2 separate regions of the Homo sapiens genome follow, and region 2 is linked to region 1. A link is a loop called in an ENCODE intact Hi-C map of the cell type or tissue named here. Cell type or tissue: endothelial cell of umbilical vein. All regions are shown on one strand. Each heading gives the region's core, and the rest is flanking DNA. Links, peaks and the distances in the headings are about the cores only.

Evidence for each region. Hi-C counts contacts between places; a loop is a spot of excess contacts. Peaks named below come from ENCODE experiments on the same cell type or tissue, not always from the same donor. Only the 100,000 strongest peaks of a DNase experiment are listed, where the experiment ranks them.
Region 2: a loop joins it to region 1, with 10 times the contacts of the local background. A loop is called at or near these places in 2 of 110 quality-filtered maps.

What each region holds. Positions count from the first base shown.
Region 1 is chr16:15,424,438-15,432,772 of GRCh38, forward strand. All of the region lies in intron 1 of MPV17L-BMERB1 (MPV17L-BMERB1 readthrough), which reads left to right. Among named protein-coding and RNA genes, the nearest start is that of BMERB1, 6.0 kb to the right of the region's middle. In endothelial cell of umbilical vein, for the core only: a CTCF peak has its summit at 3,313 (motif pointing right); a DNase peak (open chromatin) is centred at 3,364; H3K27me3 peaks cover 371 bases.
Region 2 is chr16:15,677,820-15,686,154 of GRCh38, forward strand. It overlaps NDE1 (nudE neurodevelopment protein 1), which reads left to right. Exons shown (of 9, transcript NM_017668.3): 4 at 1-130. Among named protein-coding and RNA genes, the nearest start is that of NDE1, 32 kb to the left of the region's middle. RefSeq lists an enhancer at 4,313-4,607. In endothelial cell of umbilical vein, for the core only: a CTCF peak has its summit at 4,458; a DNase peak (open chromatin) is centred at 4,432; H3K27ac peaks cover 372 bases.

The sequences.
Region 1 (8,335 bases), core at 18-8,017:
GATGCAAAATTGAGCTAACTTAGGCAGTAGGAAGGAGGAGGAGAATCAGATTTGGGAGCTATTTCCAAAATAGAGTCAATAGGATTTGTTGACTGACTGTGGCAGAGAGTGTTGGGATGTTGCAGAATAAGGTACCAAGGATATACTGAGATTTCCAACTCGGATGGAGCAGGTATGGGGGCTGATATAGTGAATCTGACTTTGAATATGATCAGGTTGAGGTTATAAATCCCTCTTCATGGGCACTGCCATGGTGGTTTCTTGAAACACCTTTGAGAGGTGATGTGGGATGTGGCGAAGTGTTTAGGCTTTGAGACTGGCTGGCTGAGTTTGAATGCTGGTTCTGCCATGTGTTAGCAAGTAATTTACTTACCCAAACTCTCTGAGCTACAGCCCCTGTCTCACAGGATACTACAGCATAGAATGAAGAAGGATAAATCTGGTACAGTGCCCAGCACATAGTAACCACGCAATAAACATCAGCTTTAAAAAAACAGACAATGCGGGCTGGGCGCAGTGGCTCACGCCTGTTATCCCAGCACTTTGGGAGGCCGAGGCAGGCGGATCACAAAGTCAAGAGATCGAGACTATCCTGGCTAACTTAGTGAAACCCCGTCTCTACTAAAAATACAAAAATTAGCTGGGCATGGTGGTGCATGCCTGTAATCCCAACTACTGGGGAGGCTGAGGCAGAACAATCGCTTGAATCTGGGAGGCGGAGATTCCAGTGAGCCGAGATAACGCCACTACACTCTGACCTGGCGACAAAGCGAGAAAGCGAGACTCCCTCTCAAACAAAAAACAGTCAATGCTGCCTGTAATCCCAGTATTTTAGGAGGCTGAGGTGAGCAGATTGGGCTGAGGTTGGGAATTCAAGACCAGCCTGGCCAAAAGGTGAAACCCTATCTCTACCAATAATACGAAAAATTAGCCAGGCGTGGTGGTTCATGCCTGTAATCCCAGCTACTTGGGACAGGCGTGGTGGTTCATGCCTGTAATCCCAGCTACTTGGGAGGCTGAGGCAGGAGAATCGTTTGAACCTGGGAGGCGGAGGTTGCACTGAGCCGAGATCGCGCCATTGCACTCCAGCCTGGGGGACAGATTGAGACTCCATCAAAAAGAGAAAAGAAAACCACAAAAAAACTCAGACAATTCTATAATAGAGGGAGAATACGCATGCAACCCAGGGATTTTTCTCAGATACCCTACCCATTCTCAAATAGCATGTGCTCTAAGCTCCTATGGTAAAAGCTTCATGCCCCTGCAAAACTCACACACCTGATCCCACTCCTCAAGCACTTCATGGAGAAGCAGCAGCTCCCAGCTCTATAACAGATAGGGGATTTCAGGTCCTAAGTCTTGAGAGCAAATATTTCCTCAACTTCTTTTCTCTCTCTCAAGCCTCCTTTAAGAGGAATACATACTATGCTTTCTGGAACTCTGTTCTACCTTCCAAACCCATTTATATCTTTTACGATTTTTTTTCCCCAAGATTGCGGATATTTTCTATTTTTTTTCTGGAGACAGTCTCGCTCTGTTGCCCAGGCTGGAGTTCAGCGGTGCGATCTCAGCTCACTGCAACCTCCACCTCCCGGGAGGAACTGCCAGACCATCTTCCAAAGAGGTTGCAACATTGTATATTCATGGTATGAGAGATCTAATTTTTCTACTCAATGTCATTTTAATGGTGTGGTGTTTTGTTTTGTTTTGTTTTGTTTTGTTTTGTTTTGTTTGAGACAGGATTTCACTGCCACTCAGGCTGGAGGGCAGTGATCCAGTCATAGCTCACTGCAGCCTCAACCTCCTGGGTTCAAGTAAGCCTCCCACCCCAGCCCCCTGAGCTGCTGGGACCACAGGCACATGCCACCACTCCCGGCTAATTTTTTAATTATCACTTGTATAGATGGGATCTCCCTATGTTGCCCAAGCTGGTCTTGAACTCCTGGGCTCAAGCAATCCTTTTGCCTCAATCTCCCAAAGTGTTAGTGAGAGGTGAAGCCCGCTGCATTTCCTGTATGGAGTGGGGACTTGGAGAACTTTTCTGTCTAGCTAAAGGTTTGTAAACGCACCAATCTGCACTCTGTAAAAACTCACCAGTCAGCGCTCTGTGTCTAGCTAAAGGTTTGTAAACGCACCAATCTGCACTCTGTAAAAACGCACCAATCAGCAGGACATGGGCAGGGACAAATAAGGGAATAAAAGCTGGCCACCTCCAACCAGCAGTGGCAACCTGCTTGGGTCCCCTTCAACGCTGCGGACGCTTTGTTCTTTCGCTCTTCACAATAAATCTTGCTGCTGCTCAGTCTTTGGGTCTGCACCACCTTTGTGAGCAATAACACTCACTGCGAGGGTCTGCGGCTTCACTCCTGAAGTCAGCGAGACCGTGAACCCACCGGAAGGAAAAAACTCCAGACACATCTGAACATCTGAAGAAACAAAGTCCGGACACACCATCTTTAAGAACTGTAACACTCACTGCGAGGGTCCACAGCTTCATTCTTTAAGTCAGAGAGACCAAGAACCCACCAGAAGGAATACATTCCAGACACATTAGGATTACAGGTCAATGTCATTTTAATAGGTTTTTGGTTTTGATTTGGAGACTTCATTTGGTAAATTCTCAAAGAGTCAGCACTCAAAATATCAGCTAACACGTTGCTTCAACCCAAGAAGGATGATGATCATGATGATGATACTAACTTGTACTGAGGACCTCCTATGGGCTGCCATACTTTATCTCATTTAATCATAATAGTCCTCTGGGGCTGGGTGTGGTGGTTCATGCCTATAATCCCAACACTTTGGGAGGCCTAGTCAGGCGGATCACCTGAGGTCAGGAGTTCCAGACCAGCCTGGCCAAAATGGTGAAACCTCGTCTCTACTAAAAATACAAAAATTAGCCGGGCCTGGTGATGTGCGCCTATAATCCCAGCTACTCAGGAGGCTGAGACAGGAGAATCACTTGAACCTGGGAGGTGGAGGTTGCAGTGAGCCAAGATCACACTACTACACTCCAGCCTGGGCAACAGAGTGAGACTCCATGTCAAAAGAAGAAGAAGAATAGTCCTCACCACTACACTCCAGCCTGGGCAACAGAGTGAGACTCCATGTCAAAAGAATAATAATAATAATAATAATAATAGTCCTCACCACTACACTCCAGCCTGGGCAACAGAGTGAGACTCCACATCAAAATAATAATAATAATAATAGTCCTCAGAATAGATAATAATGTCATTAGCATTTGAAAGAAAGTGAAGATTAAAGAAATTAAGGGACACAACACACAGAGTCACACAGCCAGCAGGTGGCAGAGTCAGGGCTCAAACTCAGATCCTCTGGATTTCACGGCCCGCATTTTTGAAAACCATGCGATTCTCATAAGCTCAGTGTCATGGACGTTTGAAATTCTCAACATGCTGGATGAAGTATCAAATTACCAGGATGAGATTGCATTATTTTTCCTTTCAATCAAGCAAAATGACAGTTATAAAAGTGTCTTGCACTGGCCCCTGCTGCCTTGGCTCTTTATAATCACCCAGGATCCCTCCAAGTCCTTGGCATTCCCAGCAAAGCCGAGGCACTGAGCCAGGACAAGCAGCCAGGGCTCGGGGGCGGTGGCGGGGGGGTGAGGGGGTGAAGGGGAGGGTGTGGGGGGGTGTTGCTGCTTAATACTTCCATGCAGATGGTGACTTCAGCCAGTTACTGAACTTGAAGCATTATCACCCTATGCTAATGCAAACAGACAGGGTTCTGGGGACTGTGGTGGCAGGGATAGTTTGTCCTCTAGGATTGTGGAATTGTATTACACACTTTTAGAAATGAAATGTATTCGTTTTTGAATTCTAAAACAATATGGGCTCAATATAGATGGTTGGAAAATTCATAAAATTAAAAAAAAATCTTTCCCAAATTTCAACTCTAGAAACAACCATTGTTAATATTCTCTTGTATTTACTGCTAGTCATTTTATTTTTCATACCTTAAAACCATTATTTATTGCTGGGCGTGGTGGCTCACGCCTGTAATCCCAGCACTTTGGGAGGCTGAGGTGGGCGGATCATGAGGTCAGGAGATCAAGACCATCCTGGCTAACACGGTGAAACCCCGTCTCTACTAAAAATGCAAAAAATTAGCCGGGCGTGGTGGCGGGTGCCCGTAGACCCAGCTACTCGGGAGGCTGAGGCAGGAGAATGGTGTGAACCCGAGAGGCAGAGCTTGCAGTGAGCCAATATAGCACCACTGCACTCCAGCCTAGGCGACAGAGCAAGACTCTGTCTCAAAAAAAAAACAAACCACCATTATTTATTTATATTTTAGAGACAGAGACTCACTCTGTAGCCCAGGCAGGAGTGCAGTGGCACGATCATAGCTCACTCACTGCAGTCTCAACCTCCTGGGCTCAAGCAATCCTCTCACCTCAACCTCCCGAGTAGCTGGGACTATAGGTGTATGCCACAACAGCTGGCTAATTTTTTTTTTTTTTTTTTGGTAGAGACAGGGTCTTGCTGTATTCCTCAGGCTGGTCTTGAACTCCTGGCCTCAGGCAATCCTCCTGCCTCGGCCTCCCAAAGTGCTGGGATTACAGGTGTGAGCCACTGCACCTAGCCTGATTTCTTTTCTGATTATAAAAGTAATACAGGCCGGGCTTGGTGGCTCATGCCTGTAATCCCAGCACTTTGGGAGGCCAAGGTGGGCAGATCACTTGAGGTCAAGAGTTTGAGACGAGCCTGGCCAACATGGTGAAACCTCATCTCTACTAAAAATGCAAACATTAGCTGGGTGTGGTGGTGGGCACCTACACTCCCACCTACTTAGGAGGCTGAAGTGGGAGGATTGCTTGAACCTGGCAGGTGGAGGTTACAATAAGCCGAGATCAAGATCGTGCCACTGTACTCTAGGGTGGGCAACAGAGTGAGACTATCTCAAATAAATAAAAGTAATACGTATACTTTGTAGAAACATTGGAGAATACAAACAAAACATTTATTATCATGACATACATAGGTAGTCACTATCAATATTTTGGTGTATGACATTTTAGTGTTTTTTCACCCTGGATGTGTATACATGTTTGTATATACGTAAACAGGTAAAATTGGAATCACAGTAGCCGGGTGTGGTAGCCCATGCCTGTAATCCCAGCTCTTTGGGAGGCAGAGGCAAGAGAATCACCTGAGGCCAGGAGGTCAAGACCCACCTGGGCAACATGGCAAAAACTACATCTCCGCTAAAAATACAAAAATTAGTTGGGCAAGGTGGTGCATACCCGTAGTCCCAGCTACTAAGGAGGCCTGGGCGGGAGGACTGCTTGAGCCCGGGAGGTGAGCAGTGAGCCGACATCCCACCACAGCACGCTAGCCTGGGTGACAGAGCGAGACTCTGTCTCAAAAAAAAAAAAAAAAAGGAATCACAGTATTTTTAAATTTCTACCATTATCATTCTATAAAATATGATTGAGATTACAGTGTGCACTTGATCTTAGCCAAAAGATCCAGAATGACAGCTCACACTTTATATTACAATTTGTATTCTACTTTTCCTGATATTTTGATTAAATTGTGCTATGTTTTCCCTATGACATTTCCCTATTACATTTCTTTGTAAACATCATTTTAAATAAGTGTACAGTGTTACATTGCAGGCATACCATAAGTTTAGCCATTTCCCTTTTGTAAGATACTGACCCTTTTCTAATTTTTTCTACAGTTTACATAAATTGTAAAAAAAATATATTGTGTGAATGTATTTTTAGTAATTCAGATATTCCTTCGGGTAGATTTCCATGAGTTGAATTTTTAGATCCAATAGATGTATTTTTTCTTTTTTAAATTATAAAATATTTTAATGTAGAGATAATTACATGACAAAGATCCCTAAATGCACCAACCGTCTTTTAAGGGATACACACCCTTTTATTTATATATTATGTCTGTAAGATTCATCCATTTTGTTGGTAGTAATTTGTTTGTTTTTTTTTTTTTTTTTTTGTGAGACAGGGTTTCACTCTGTGGCCCAGGCTGGAGTGCAGTGGCATGATCACGGCTCACTGCAGCCTGAACCTCCCACGCTCAAGTGATCCTCCTGCCTCAGCCTCCTGAGTAGCTAAGACTACAGGCACACACCACCCATGCCTGGCTAATTTTTGTATTTTTTGTAGAGAAGGGATTTTGCCATGTTGCCCAGGCTGGTCTCGAACTCCTGGGCTCAAGCGATTTGCCCACCTCAGCCTCCTCAAGTGCTAGGATTACAGGTGTGAGCCATTGTGCCTGGCCAGTAGTTTGGTCTTTTTCGTTGCTGTGCAGATTCAGTTGTATGAATATAGCATAATTTTTGTCCATTCTATTGTTGATAGACATTTGAGTTGTTTTCATTTCTTGTCATTATGAGTAAAGCTCTTAACATTGGTGGACACAAGTATGTATTTCTCTTAGGGATATATCCAGGAATAGAATTGCTGCCAGACAGAAAAATATATATGTATTTGTAGCTTTAGAGGGTATTGCCAGTCTTTTTTTATTTCTTTCTTTTTTATTTTGAGACAGTCTCACTCTGTCGCCCACGCTGGAATGCAGTGGCGCAATCTCAGTTCACTGCAATCTCTGCCTCCCGGGTTCAAGCGATTCTCCTGCCTCAGTCTCCTGAGTAGCTGGGATTACGGGCATGTGCCATCACGCCTGGCTAATTTTTGAATTTTTTTAGCACAGACGAGGTTTTGCCATGTTGGGCTGGTCTTGAACCCCTGACCTCAGGTGATCCGCCCACCTCAGCCTCCTAAAGTGCTAGGATTACAGGCGTGAGTCACCACGCCCAGCCATTATCTCTCATTTTCTAAAGTGGTAGTACCATTTTATACTCCGAACAGCAATAAATTGTAGTTACATTCTTACTAACTGCTAACTCATTTATTTACTAGCATCTGGACTAACATTTGGTATTGTCAGTCTTTTTAATTTTAGTCATTCTGGTAAGGGTGTAGTGCCCACCAGCCATCTCCAACAGATTTTAACATATATGCTTCAGATCTCTTTTAAGAAATATAAATTTAAATATTCATTAGTGAATCTAGTAAGGGATGTGTGTGCGTGTGTATATATATATATATTGTATATATACACACACATATACAAGAAAATAACATACATATTATATAAAATAACGTATATATACACATACTGTATATATACACACACAAACTATATATATATATGTGTGTGTGTGTGTATTTTGGAGACAGGGTCTCACTCTGTCATCTAGGTTGGAGTAGAGTGGTGTGGTCTTGCCTCACTGTAGCCTCGACCTCCCAGGCCCAAGCAGTCCTCCTACCTCAGCCTCCTGAGTATCTGGAATTATAGGTGTGTGCCACCACACCTGGTTAATGTTTTAATTTTTGTAGAGATGGAAAACTGCTTTGCTGCCCAGGCTGGTCTCGAACTCCTGAGCTCAAGGATTCCTCCCACCTTAGCCTCCCAAAGTGCTGGGATTATAGGCATGAGCCACCGCACCTGGCCAAGGTCTGTATTTTTCTTATTGTACTAAACTTGCAACTTTTCTGTAGATTTAAAAATTTTCAAAATACTGTAAATAGTTTAAAAATATATAAATTTTAGATATAGCTGAAACTAACTACTTACCCTTTCCCAGCCTCCTAAAGTAATTACTATCCTGAATGTAATGTTTATTGTTTTTTTTTTTTTTTTTTGAGACAGCGTCTCACTGTCACTGAGGCTGGAGTGCAGTGTCATGATCTCAGTTCACTGCAACCTCCGTCCCACGGGTTCAAGTGATTCTCCTGCCTCAACCTCCTGAGTAGCTGGAATTACAGGTGTGCGCCACCAGGCCCGGCTAATTTTTTTTTTTTTTTTTTTTTTTGTATTTTTAGTAGAGACGGGGTTTCAGCATGTTGGCCAGGCTGGTCTCGAACTCCTGACCTCAGACTAACCGCCCGCCTCAGCCTCCCAAAGTGCTGGGATTACAGGCGTGAGCCACTGTGCCTGGCCTGGTACAACTAATTTTAAAAGCAGGTTGACACTCTAGTCCAACTGGCAGATGTGCATACCCCATGCCATTGTAATTTTTCCCCCTAGAAAAACTCCTATTCAGTCGTACAGGGAAATGAGTATAAAAACATTTGCTGCTGCCATGTTTGTAATTGTGGACAATTGGGAATAATCTTTATACCTCATCAATGAAAAAATAGACCAATTATGGTTCATTCATGTAGAATACTATACAGTAGACTATGAACCAGAGTTACATGAATCAGAATTCGTATTTCTCAAAAGCATAATGTGGGCCGGGCACGGTGGCTCACGCCTGTAATCCTAGCACTTTG
Region 2 (8,335 bases), core at 97-8,096, 250 kb after region 1:
ACTCTGAAGGCTACCGGCAGATCTCAGCCTTGGAGGATGACCTCGCGCAGACCAAAGCCATTAAAGACCAATTGCAGAAATACATCAGAGAGCTGGAGCAAGCAAATGACGACCTGGAAAGAGCCAAGCGGTATGGGTGGAAGGGAAAAGCACGAGTGGGAGACTCTCCTCTCTGCTTTTTGTCCCCAGCAGCTGGGTACTGGGCCCTGTGCTGAGTATAGGGAACTAAGCAGTGAGCAGAACAAAGCCAGTGCCCTTCTGGATTTTAGTGCCCGGGGGGAAATGGACAATAGTCGAAGAAGTGCAATTTCATTACAGCAGCAAGGCTGGCAGCCCAGGGTGCTGTGGGGGTGTGTAATAGGATGTATTAATTTGGCTGTTGGCCTGGGAGCGTCAGGCGAGCCTTACCAGGGGAAATGCTATTTAGGCTAAGACCAGAGGAATGAGTAGCCATGATGCCAGGAGGGGTGTGAGACAAGAACATTCCAGACAGAACACCAAGCCTGTGCTAAGCCCCTAAGGTGGGAAGGAAGCTTTTTCAAAGAACAGTTTTTTGTTTTTTTTTGGAGACGGAGAGTCTCTGTCGCCAGGTTGGTGTACAGTGGCGTGATTTCGGCTCACTACAATCCCTGCCTCCTGGATTCAAGCAATTCTCATGCCTCAGGCTCCTGAGTAGCTGGAATTACAGGCACGTGCCACCACACCATTCTAATTTTTGTATCTTTAGTAGGGATGGGCTCTTGCCATGTTGGCCAGGCTGGTCTCAAACTCCTTAGCCTCCAAAGTGCTGTGATTACAGGTGTGAGCCACTGCGCCCAGCCCAGTGATTCCTAAACTGATGTTCTGTGGTTTAGCAGAATGATAATGACTAACATTTACAGAAGAATTACTCTCAGCCAAGCAGTTTTTTTGGATAAGAACACTTGTTTTTAAAAAATTTATATATGAATTATATACAGTGAAATGCGCAGATGTGGCCAGGCACGGTGGCTCACGCCTGTAATCCCAGCACTTTTGGAGGCCGAGGTGGGCGGATCACGAGGTCAGGAGATCGAGACCATCCTGGCTAACATGGTGAAAACCCGTCTCTACTAAAAATACAAAAAATTAGCCGGGCGTGGTGGCGGGTGCCTGTAGTCCCAGCTAGTCGGGAGGCTGAGGCAGGAGAATGATGTGAACTGGGAAGGGCGGAGCGTGTAGTGAGCCGAGATTGCGCCACTGCACTCCAGCCTGGGTGACAGAGCTAGACTCTGTCTCAAAAACAAAACAAAACAAAAAACAACAAAAAAACAAAAAAAGCACAGATGTTTTTTCTTTTATTTATTTTTGGAAACAGGGTCTTGCTCTGTTACCCAGGCTGGAGGGCAGTGGTGCCACCATAGTGCATTGCAGCCTGAAACTTCTGGGAGCAAGTGATCCTCCTGCCTCAACCTCCCAAAGTTCTGGAATTACTGGCATGAGCCACTGCACCCGGCCTCCTCAGAGAGTTTTTTTTCTGCCTCATTCTTTTTCTCCTGTCCGTCTCGGACGCCATCTATACACATAACCTTTTTATATTGTCAGGCAGGTTCCTAAGGCTCTCTTCATTTTTCTTTTCCCTAATTATTTTTTTGTCTTTGTTCTTCAAATTGAATAATTTCTGTTTATCCAGTTTCAAGTTGATAGACGCCCTCTTCTCTCTCCAATCTGCCATTATAGCAGATGAAATATTGAATTTTCAATATATTGTATTTTTAGATGTAGGATTTGTGTTTGTTCTTTTATAATTTCTGTTCTATTGAGGTTTCTTGACATCCTTGAGCATAGTTGTAAGAGCTGCTTTGAGGTCCTTTTGTGCAGTTTTCAACATCTGGGTCACATTTTCTTTATACTCCACGCATTCAATAACTTTGGGGTTGTATTGTAGGCAGTGTGAGTGGTGTTTCCCACGTGGTGTTTCCCACAGACTATTAGTTGTTTTTTGTTTTTGTTTTTGTTTTAAGACAGTCTTGCTCTGTCGCCCAGGCTGGAGTGCAGTGGTGCGATCTCTGCTCACTGCAACTTCCACCTCCCAGATTCAAGTGATTCTCCTGCCTCAACCTCCGGAGTAGCTGGGATTACAGGTGTGTGTTACCACACCCGGCTAATTTTTGTATTTTTAGTAGAGATGGGATTTCACCATGTTGGCCAATCTGGTCTCATACTCCTGACCTGAGGTGATCTGCCTGCCTCGGTCTCCGAAAGTGCTGGGATTACGGGCTTGAGCCACCATACCCAGCCAGAGATGATGAATTCTTTTATGTTCTTGATTTATTTGGTTTTCTTAGGTGGTTTACTTGGCTGAGCTTACAGCCCAAATTCTGTCTCCCCTTTGATGGGCAGTAGCTGAAATCTCTTTGCTTTTTTTAGCCGTAACTGGGCTGCTTTGTGTCTGCTCTGTGCACGTGTGGTTTGGGGGAGGCCAGAGATGTGGGAAGATACTATATTCAGAATGTGGGGGGGCCCACGGTGATAGATTTCTATCCCTGGAGCTTTAGGCAAAAATCTTGTAAAGATGCAGACTTCACCCAGTCTTGTTCTGTTTTTCTAAGCGTTGTTTTCCAGTTCCTGCCAGTGCACTCAGATTATTGTTGTAAACATTTTACTTAGAATTTATACGAGGTTTGATCTGATACAGGTTTCCTGGTCATTACCAGAAGTGGAAATTCCTTTCTTGTCAATCTGTAGGAGTTCTTTGCATATATATATTTTTTGAGATGGAGTCTCGCTCTGTCTCCCAGGCTGGAGCTGGAGTTCAGTGGTGTGATCTCAGGTCACTGCAACCACTGCCTTCCTGCTTCAAGTGATTCTCCTGCCTCAGCCTCCCAAGTAGCTGGGATTACAGGCGCCCCCCACCACGCCTGGCTAATTTTTGTATTTTTAGCAGAGACGGAGTTTTGCGATGTTGGAGAGGCTGGTCTTGAACTCCTGACCTCAAGTGATCCACCTGCCTCAGATTCCCAAAGCTGGAATTACAGGCATGAACCACTGTGCCTGGCCCTTTGTATATTTTTACTACTAATCTTTTCTCCTGCATTGAAAATAATTTTTTCCGTGGTAATCTTTTGTTTGTTGACTTTGTCTATTGTATCATTTTCCATACAAATATTTCCTTTTTTCTCTTTTGAAAAAAAATTTTTTATACATGTATTTTTCATTTTTAGGTCATCAGTTACATCTTTTTTTAAATACCTTCTAGGTTTGCAGATTTCACTAGGGAAGTCTCCTTGGTTCTTGATTGTTCATGTGTTTTGTGTTTTTTTTGCAATATTTTTTAATTGTTTAATTTTTTTGTATCCTTATTCCTTAGTCTGCAATGAATTTATTTTTGTATCTAGTATAAGATACAAGTTCAATTTTATTTTTATTTTCTTTAGGTGGATAGCCCAGTTGTGCCAGCACTGTTAAACACTGCCTTTTTTTTTTTTTTTTTTTTTTTTTTTTTTGAGACTGGGCCTCGCTCCATTGCCCAGAGTAGAGTGCCATGGTGCAATTACAGCTCACTGGAGCCTTGACCTCCTGGGGCAAGTGATTCTCCCACCTCAGCCTCCTGAGTGTCTGGGACTATAGGCATGTGCCACTATACCTGGCTAATTTTTGTATTTTTTGTAGATACAGGGTTTTTCCATGTTGCCTAGGCTGGTCTCAAAGTCCTGGACTCGGTCTGTCCACCTTGGCCTCCCAAAGTGCTGGGATTATAGGCATGAGCCACCATACCCGGCCTTTGGCATATTTTAAAATTGGGTTGTTCGTTGTTTTTTTTCCCATGATTTCTAGGAGATTTTTATATATTTGTCTGTGACATGAATGGACAGTATTGGGAGTTTGTCATTTGTTTCCAGCTTTGTCTGATGTATATTTTATTGTACAGAGTTACTGATTTGTTTTGTTTTGAGTCAGAGTCTTGCCCTATGGCCCAGGCTGGAGTGCAGGTGCAGGATCTCGGCTAACTGCAACCTCCACCCTCCCAGGTTCAAGCTATTCTCCTGCCTCAGCCTCCCAAGTAGCTGGGATTACAGGCGCCCACTGCCACGCCTGGCTAATTTTTGTATTTTTAGCGGAGATGGGGTTTCACCATGTTGGCCAGGCTGGTATTTGATTTTTTTGTAGTCAGATTTCTTAGTCATAGTTAGAAGGGCCTTGTGCACTCCAAGGTTTATAAAGCAATTAGCCAAGTGTTTTCTTGTAGTATTTTTGTTTTTTCTTTCTTTTCTATTTTTATTTTTGTACTAAACGTGCATTGTTTTTGTTAATACAATTTGGCCAAATGCTGAATAGTTTAGTGTTAAAAATCGGATGAGGTAGAAGCCCAGTTCACCATTATAGAATCAATAAAGTTCTAGGTCACCAAAGTTTTATGTATTTATGTTTTGAGACAAGGTCTCTCTCTGTCGCCCCTGCTGGAGTGCAGTGGCACGATCACTTCAGCCTCCCCAGTAGCTGGGACTACAGTCATGTGCCACCATGACTCACTAATTTGTGTATTCTTTGTAAAGACCGGGTTTCTCCATGTTGCCTAGGCTCCAAAGCTTTATTTTAAAGACTTGAAAATGTTACAATTTTGTGCAAGTTTAATAGTTATATTTAGAACGTTTGACAGTCTTCTCCAAGAACAAGAGTTTCTCAGCACCATCAGCTGTTTGATTGCTCTCATGGTCCTTCTTCTATACGTCCCTCAAACGAAACTACTCACTTTTAACTGAGGACAGGCACTTTGTATAAGAATAACCTTGAAAAGTGTGCAGGACCTAATTGGAAGTAACTAAAAATTAAATACATTTCCTAAAGGTTACTTTGTTTCATATGAGTACTAAGATGCCAAAAAGTTTTACAAAAATTCAAATAGATTTAATCTAGTTTTACTCTTTTCATAAGTTTTTCATTTTATTTTATTTATTTATTTTTGAGACAGAGTCTTGCTCTGTAGCCCAGGCTGGAGTGCAGTGGTGCGATCTTAGCTCACTGCAGCCTCTGCCTCCCAGGTTCAAATGATTTTCCTGCCTCAGCCTCTCGAGTAGCTGGGACTACATTGCATGTGCCATTATGCCCAGCTAATTTTTCTATTTTTAGTAGAAATGGGGTCTCACCATGGTCCTGACCTCAAGCGATCCACCACCTCGGCCTCCCAAAGTGCTGGGATTATAGCCGTTAGCTCTCACACCCAGTCCAACTTACACATTTTTTTTTTTTAAAGAGATGGGGTCACACAGTGTTTCCCAGGCTGGTCTCAAACTCCTGGATTCAAACAATCTTCCCATCTCGGCTTGCCAAAGTGTTGGGATTACAAGCATGAGCCACTGTGCCCAGCCAATTCCATGGACTTTTAAAGCATTTTTTGGCTCAAAAAGGATATGTTCTTAGTTATCTAACCAGTATATCTCTTTATATTTACTGAAAATCTGTTTTCCTATTTAAGTATTTTCAGGTTCTCAATAACTGCACATGAAATTAACAGCTTTCATAGTCACAAATTATTGCAATATTTTGCTGTTATACTAAATATGGGTTTTTTTTGTTTGTTTTTAAGACAGAGTCTAGCTCTGTTACCCAGGCTGGAGTGCATTGGCACAATCTTGGCTCACTGCAAGCTCCGCCTCCCAGGTTCATGCCATTCTCCTGGCCTCAGCCTCCCGAGTACCTGGGACAACAGGCACCCGCTACCACGAACCGGCTAATTTTTTTGTATTTTTAGTAGAGATGGGGTTTCGCCATGTTAGCCAAGATGGTCTCGATCTCCTGACTTTGTGATCCACCCGCCTCAGCCTCCCAAAGTGCTGGGATTACAGGCACTAAATATGCTTTTATACATTAGTTGACAGAATTTCAACATATAAAATACATAAAGCAATTTTCACTCCAGTTACAACTAGCATGCTGACCTTTATTTCAAAGTAAATACGCTAGGTGAGATAGCTCATGCCTGTAATCTGTCATCTTAGTACTTGGGGAGGCTGAGGCTTGAGTATTGCTTGAGCCCAGGAGTTTGAGGACATCCTGGGCAACATAGTGAGACTCCCGTCTCTAGAAACAAATATAAAAACTAGCCGGCTATGGTAGCTTGTGCCTGTGGTCACAACTACTCGGGAGGTTGAGGTAAGAAGGTGAAAGAATCGCTGGGCGCATTGGCTCACGCCTGTAATCCCAGCACTTTGGGAGGCTGAGGTGGGCGGATCACCTGAGGTTAGGAGTTGGAGACCAGCCTGACAAAGATGGTGAAACCCTGTCTCTACTAAAAATGCAAAAATTAGCCAGGCATGGTGGCAGGCGCCTGTAATCCCAGTTACTTGACAGACTGAGGCAGGAGAATCGCTTGTACCCGAGAGGCGGAGGTTGCAGTGAGCTGAGATTGTGCTGTTGCGCTCCAGCCTGGGCAACAGAGTGAGACTTCATCTCAAAAAAGAAAAAAAAAGGTGAAAGGATGACTTAAACCCAGGGTGTCGAGGTTGCAGGGAAATTCAGAAATGCCACTGAAGGGCCAGGCATGGTGTCCAACACCTACAATCCCAGCACTTTGGGAGGCAGAAGCAGGTGCATCACCTGAAGTCGGGAGTTCGAGACCAGCGTGGCCAACATGGTGGAATGCTGTCTCTACTAAAAATACAAAAATTAGCAGGATGTGGTGGTGCGTGCCTGTAATCCCAGCTACTTGGGAGGCTGAGACAGAAGAATCATTTGAACCCCGGAGGCAGAGGTTGCACTCCGCCTGGGTGACAAGAGTGGAACTCCATCTTAAAAAAAAAAAAAAAAAAGGCACTGAAGCTGGTCCCCAGTTCCCTAGCATTCCAGAAGCAAAATAGATTTTGACCAAATAAGGAGTTTGTTAAAATTTCCGATTCAGTCGGAGTTTGTGTTAGGGTACAGTATGAGGTACGAATCTAATAATTTTTTCCTGGTGGGTACCCAGTGGTCCCTAAAACTAGAACTGAACCTGCCATCTTTTTACCAATGATCTGTGATGCCACCTTTATTATAAATTAAACTCTTGTCTATTTCTGGACCTTTGGTTCCTTTGTTCTTACAACCAGTAGCATACTATTCTTCATTGTTGAGGCTTTATAGTAGTGCGTTCTGACTCTCTGGTAGAGCTAGTTCCCTGATCTCTTTTACAGAGTTCCTCTGATCATTCTTGTTTCATTGTCACAGGATCTTTCAAATCAGTCCAGTTTATTCCCCCAGTAGAAACGTATTAAGACAGTGTTAAATTTATCAGTTTAACTTGTGGAGAATTAATTTCTGCATGATAATGGGTCTTCCTCTTTATATACTCAGTATGTCTGCATTTCTGCAAGCATTCTGTACTACTCTACATATTATTATGTGAATATTTTATCTTTGATATGTCAACCTTAGGGCTGTTTTAACTGTTTCTGGTATTGTACTCCGAAGTATTATCCCTTTGTTGTTGGTAGTAGTGTGTTTTTTGTTTTTGTTTTTCGAGACAGGGTCTGGCATTGTTACCCAGGCTGGAGTGCAGTGGCATAGTCATGGCTTACTGTACCCTTGAATTCCTGGGCTCAAGCAGTCCTCCTACCTCAGCCTCCGAGTAGCTGGGACTACAGGCACGCATCATGCACGGCTAATTTTTTTACTTTTTGTAGAGACAGGGTCTCTCTATATTACCCAGGCTGGTCTTGAACCCTGGGCCTCAAGCGGTCCTCACACCTTGGCCTCCCAAAGTGCTGGGATTATAGGCATGAACCACTGTGCTTGTCCCTTTGTTGTTTTTAATCGGTACTGTGGTAACTTTATCCTATCCACTACTTCTAAAGACCCTGTGAGGGTAGGTACTTGTATGACTCCATCTAGACATAGTAGGATATGTTGAATAAATGAACTGATGCAGCCATTAATCAGTGCAGTTATTAATTTGGTGATTGAAGGAACTGAGGATGAAGGAGATCAAGTTCCGCAATGATACTCAGTGAGTTCTAGGTGGAGGAGGAGCTGGGTGTTAACTCCTGGGTTCCTCTCCAAACACGTGCTTCTGACCACTGTGGGATACAGTTAGCAGGTTGTGTAAGGTCTGGGGACAGACACAGGGTCAATAATAAAAATTGCTGAAAATTTATAGATGTGTGCTTATGTGTAAAACATCTGTTGTGTGCTTCCTGTAGGATTTTTTTTTTTTTTTTGGGAAACATTCTTACTCTGTTGCCCAAGCTGGAGTGCAGTGGCATGATCTTGGCTCACTGCAACATTCACCTTCTGGGTTCAAGCGATTCTCCTGTCTCACCCTCCCGAGCAGCTGGGACTACATGTGTGCACCATCATGCCCGGCTAATTTTTGTATTTTTAGTAGAGATGAGGTTTCACCATG